Linked DNA regions of Homo sapiens: region 1 is linked to region 2. The links are chromatin loops, found by intact Hi-C in ENCODE. Cell type or tissue: Caco-2. All regions are shown on one strand. Each heading gives the region's core, and the rest is flanking DNA. Links, peaks and the distances in the headings are about the cores only.

The links. Peaks named below come from ENCODE experiments on the same cell type or tissue, not always from the same donor. Only the 100,000 strongest peaks of a DNase experiment are listed, where the experiment ranks them.
Region 1: a loop joins it to region 2, with 5 times the contacts of the local background. A loop is called at or near these places in 1 of 110 quality-filtered maps.

The regions. Positions count from the first base shown.
Region 1 is chr2:174,002,330-174,005,259 of GRCh38, reverse strand. No RefSeq gene overlaps it. Among named protein-coding and RNA genes, the nearest start is that of LINC01960, 21 kb to the left of the region's middle. In Caco-2, for the core only: a CTCF peak has its summit at 1,536; DNase peaks (open chromatin) are centred at 1,149 and 1,479; H3K4me3 peaks cover 219 bases.
Region 2 is chr2:174,075,116-174,077,975 of GRCh38, reverse strand. OLA1 (Obg like ATPase 1) reads left to right here. Exons shown (of 11, transcript NM_013341.5): 11 at 2,449-2,860. The coding sequence ends at 2,550. Among named protein-coding and RNA genes, the nearest start is that of LINC01960, 51 kb to the right of the region's middle. In Caco-2, for the core only: no CTCF peak of the experiment used is centred there; a DNase peak (open chromatin) is centred at 1,635.

The sequences.
Region 1 (2,930 bases), core at 193-2,692, 73 kb after region 2:
TATCTATGATATCTTGGTATCTTGGATACCTGTGGTATCTTGTGTGATCCAAGAATGATCACATTAACTAAGCACCACAGGTACTATTAACCTCCTGGATTATCTGTTGATTCTTACCAGTTTTTTTTCTTGAGCAGAATCCAAATTCCAAGCTCTGGAGACATCAAGCTTGGTCTTACTTTGGAAACACTCCCAGCATTTCGGATTTAGGCATTTCCTCCCTAAGCATACAGAAATAGAGTGGGTGTCCTGAGCCAGTCTCATTCATTCATTTGACAAAACTTTTTGAGTATCTGCTAGACCCTGTTCTAGGGTCAGGGAAATGTCAATAAAACAAATAGACAAAAATCCCTGCATTCTAGCCGGGAAAAACAGTGAGTTAAATCCATAAACATACTAGGTAAGCAGTACTATGGGGAAAAAATAAGCAAGATAGAAGATGTGAGTGTGGGGAACTGCAGGCGTCACAGTGTTTTATTTTTTAATTTCTTTTTGTAAAGATGAGGTCTTGCTTTGTTGCCAAGGCTGGTCTGGAACTCCTGACTCCAGTGATCCTTCTCAGCCTCCCAAAGTACTGAGATTACAGATGTGAGCCACCACCCTGGGCCAGGTTGCAATTTTAAATGGGGTGTTCTAAGTAGGCCTCACTGAAAAAGTGACTGAAAAGTGAGCAGCGTGGCTCTCTAGAAAAGTGTCTCATGCATAGGAGACAACTAGTGTAAAGTCCCCAGTCAGAAGGTGAACACACCTGGTATGTTTCCCAGGAACAATTTAGAGGCCAGGATGGTTGAATTGGAGTGAGAGAGGGAGAGGGTGGCTGAGCTAAATTCAGAAAGGTTACAAGGGAGCCACATCATACCCTTGGAGTCCATTGCAAGTTCATTGGCTTTTCCTGAGTGAGATGGGGAGCCACTGGAGGGTTTGAGCAGTAACATGCTCTGACTGACTTTTTTTTTTTTTTTTAGATTCAGAGCGTACCTGTGCAGGTTTGTTACATGGATATATTGTGTAATATTGTGATCTGAGCTAGTGAAACCGTCACCCAGTGAACATTGTACCCAATAGATAATTTTTCAACCCTCACCACCCCCCACCCTCCTCACTATTGGGCTCCCCAGCGTCTGTCGCTTCCAATCGTTATCTGGCTTACATTTTTGAAGTATGACTCAGGCTGCTGTAAGGGGAACAGGTGTGGAAGGAGGGAGACTGTTTAGAAGGCGAGCCGCTAAGCCGGGTGGGAGACATTGGTGGCTGGCAGTAGGCTAGTGGCAGCTGACTTGAATGTGAGAGAAAAGACTAACAGACTTGAATGTGAGAGAAAAGAGATGTCAAGGAGGATCCTCTTCAGGATAAACCTTGGAATTCTGGCTTGGAATGCTGAGCAGAAGCATCCCCAAATGATACAGCATATGGCCTGCAGGTTTCTGGCCACCATCCTACACCCAGAAGCAGAGCCAGCCTGACGGTGGAGCCAGTGCTGCATGTGGCAGGGCAGAGTGGCAGAAACTGGTCCTGAGGACAGCGGTGAGCCGCTGGATCGACACCCGAAGCCCGATCTACCTCTGCACTTTCAGTTACATCACCAAGGAGCTCCCTTGGTTATTTTCTGTTACTTGCATCCAAAAGCATGCTCACTGCTATTCTGATCCGGAGTCGCAGAAGTCTCTCAGATGCAGTTTGCCAGAGAAACTTTTGGAAAGACTTTACTCCTACATACACAGTCTTGATGGACTTGGGCAGATAATTGGGAGAATTCCCCAGGTTACCAGGCAGAGTCTCTTGCTCTCTACCTTCCCTTTCCTTCAGTCAGGAGTCTTTCTCTGTACTGGCCTGCCCAGTGTTGGAGGTGGGTGACACAGGCACTCCTGTAGCCACCACAGTTGCAACTATGCTGAGTTGCATCTGAAGCCCTGAAGACCAGCACAACATTGGGGTTCACCCAAGGGCCATGGCCAATCTGCGTGACTGCCACTGGTGTTATTCAAGGCCAAAGGCCACTTTAGTTGCCCAGGCGGGAGTGCAGTGGCACGATCTTGGCTCACTGCAACCTCTGCCTCCCAGGTTCAAGCGATTCTCTTGCCTCAGCCTCCTGAGTAGCTGGGATTACAGGTGTGTGTCACCACACAGAGCTAATTTTTGTATTTTTAGTGGAGGTGGGGTTTCACCATGTTGGCCAGGTTGATCTCGAACTCCTCACCTCAAGCGATCCACCCGCCTCAGTCTCCCAAAGTGTTGGGATTACAGGCGTGAGCCACTGTGCCTGGCTAAGACTTTTTAAAGAGCAGTTTTAGGTTCATAGAAAAATGAAGAGGAAAGTACAGATTTTCCATATATCTCCTGCCTCCACGCATGCACAGCCTCCCTTACTATCAACATCCCCTACCAGAGGGGTTGGTATCTGTTACAGCTGATAAACCTACATTGACACATCACTATCATCCAAAGTGCATAGTTTACATTAGGGCTCACTTATAGTGTTGTACATTCTAGTGGTTTGGACAAGTGTATAATTATATATACTTTGTATATTATTATGCAGTGGTGTCATACAGAGTATTTTTACTGTCCTAAAGATCCTTTGTGTCCCCACCTATTATTCCTTCTTCCCTCCAAACCCTAGCAACCACTGATCTTTTTACTCTCTTCAAGTTTTGCCTGTTCCAGAATATCATGTAGTTGGAATCATACAGCATATAGCCTTTTCAAATTGGCTTCTTTCACTTGTTAATATACTTTTAAGGTTCCTCTATGTCTTTTCATAGCTTAATAGTTCATTTCCTTTTAGTACCGAATAACATTCCGTTGTCTGGATATATACCACAACTTATTTATTCATTCACCTACTGAAGGACATCTTGGTGGCTTCTAAGTTTTGGCAATTATGAATAATGCTGCTATAAACATCTGTGCATAGGTTTTTGTGTGGACAT
Region 2 (2,860 bases), core at 361-2,860:
AACACAGTTGTTAATTTTTTGATGGTGGCATCTGTATAGATATAGGTAGGTGTGCAAAAATACTGAGATTGAACTTTGTCAGGAATACTAATTAGACGAACAAAAATCTCAGATTATTTGTCAACATGCTACATCATGTTGGCATATCTATTTTTCATAAGGAAGATAAAAATGAGGATGTTTTCTATTACTAGAATTCAGAGATCAGATGCTTCTTTTTTTATACTCTTAAAATGGTAAGCCTGTTTACCAATCCTTAGTAGATCTATGTTGTAATAAACTTGATAGATGAATTGTAAATATTTCCTTTAACAATTGAGAGAAACTTTATAATATCCAATAAAATAATATTTCCTGCTTGTAAGACTATTTACCACTAACTGGCAGCTTTTATACTATAAATTAGAAAAGGTTGACTCTGACATTTTCACCTAGGATACCATTAAATATTTTACGTTGTTTTAACCTCCAAAACTAATATTTCAAAATTTGAAGTCCAAGTAAAATGAAGCATTTAGGAATTGCTCTCTGCTCCTTTATTCAACAAATGTTTACTTGCAGATTATCAAGTAGGTTTTAGATTTGAGAGCAAAATTGTGTATATGTGTGTGTATGTATGTATGTATGTATGTATGTATGTATGTATGTATGTATATGTATTTCTAACACCAGTGCAGCATAACTAATTTAATGCCAGTGCTGTGAACTATATACTGAATAGCTCTGTGTGGGCTTTGTAGTCTACAGGGATATCACATTATTAGCAATCATATCTGCTTAGGCAAAGCTGGCTTCTACAGATGGCTGCTTTCAAGTGCAAATGAACTGGTTAGACGTGTCTTGTTTAATACATACTCAAGATTCACAAATGGGTATTGATTTTTTTTTTCAACCAGTGTTTCTGATAGCAGTGGAAATGGATTAAATGGTCTCTAGAGAATTTAAAGGAACACTGTCACTTTTAATTAATAGTAAACTTGAGTGGTAACAAAGTATATAAAGTTACATTAATATGTCATGTCAATATGTACTTGATTTATATTGTCTATATAGTTTTATAACAGTGGGCTATAGATTCTAGAAATAAGTAGCTTATGGCCTTCAATACATTGCATGTCTTTATAAAAACATGTGAAAATATGTATTTTTATATATATACACACACACATATGTGTCATATATATGAAATATATATAAATATAAATATATATGTATACACACACACACATATGCCTTTAATTGTAGGGTACGTTACGTTGGCTTTCTAGAAATAAGCTTTATATATTCTTCATATATTTATATTCTGTTAAAATCAGGACAGTTTTATATGTGGTCTAGATAATTGAAAATATGCTTACTAGGGCTCTGCAATCTGGTTTGTTGATTTTACCCTCAGATGTATGATCTTTATTAGTGTTTTTGTTACAGATTAGTATAATTTCACTTGGCTTTGAACATTCTTATCAATATCTTCAAAGAGAAGCACTAATCCTGTTGGGCAAAGGTTTCTTCTCAATACATTCTAACAGAAGGGAAAAACTTTTGAGAATTTCCCCCAAAAGATCCTCAAGTCCTTATTGTTGAGGAGTCGATGGTGGGGTCATGTGGGACCATGTCAGCTGTGTGCAGTGTTAAGTGTGGGTGCTGCAGAGCCTGTTTTACTTATGGTAAAGTAAAGTTCATGCCATGGACTAAACCTGGTTTTCTGGAACTGCTGCTTGCTTCTATTAAAATTACCAGCAGATTGCATGTCTGGATCTGCATACCAGCAGGTGGAATCAGTTGCTTTGCTGACTAATTTACAAGTGGAAGAAATATCTGTCTTTGCAACTGCAACCTGTTAGAGTCTCCTTGTAACTAGGGCCATTAGTCAGGAAACCGTATGATGAATTCTAGTACATACTTCTATGTATACACATTGTCAAGACTAAATTTTAAAAACTACAAGGAAGTAGTTCAGAATCTTACACAACAACTGATCATAATTTTCCTTATACCAACTATATTTTTGGCATCACCAGTGTCACCAAAGGATTTCTTTAAGCAAATAAAGCAGCTTTTAACTAGTTATATAGTCTTTTTCTTTCTGCCTGGTTTGATCTGTTTTGTTACAGTGACTTGCTGGATGTTTGCAGACACATCAGAAATGTACCATAAACAGCGTGTAATGAAACTTAATGATATTGGTATAATTACATTTATGTACCAACAATTTAGTGGAGAATACATTATGATTATGTATATATGGAAAATCTAGTTCTGCCCAAATCAAGAATACTTTGCTTCTCTCCAAGTCTAGTTTTGAACTTGTATGCCTTCCTATATTTCATTTTTTCTTTTTTTATATCACCCAAGTAGTATAATACTTTTTATATCTGCTGCCACCATTTACCCCATGTATTTAGTTGTAAACTAATAACCCATTTCCTCTATATTTTCTGTTTGCAGGCTGCTGGAAAGTACAGACAACAAGGCAGAAATTATATTGTTGAAGATGGAGATATTATCTTCTTCAAATTTAACACACCTCAACAACCGAAGAAGAAATAAAATTTAGTTATTGCTCAGATAAACATACAACTTCCAAAAGGCATCTGATTTTTAAAAAATTAAAATTTCTGAAAACCAATGCGACAAATAAAGTTGGGGAGATGGGAATCTTTGACAAACAAATTATTTTTATTTGTTTTAAAATTAAAATACTGTGTACCCCCCCCCCCCCATGAAATGCAGGTTCACTAAATGTGAACAGCTTTGCTTTTCACGTGATTAAGACCCTACTCCAAATTGTAGAAGCTTTTCAGGAACCATATTACTCTCATGATACTTCATTAATCTCCATCATGTATGCCAAGCCTGA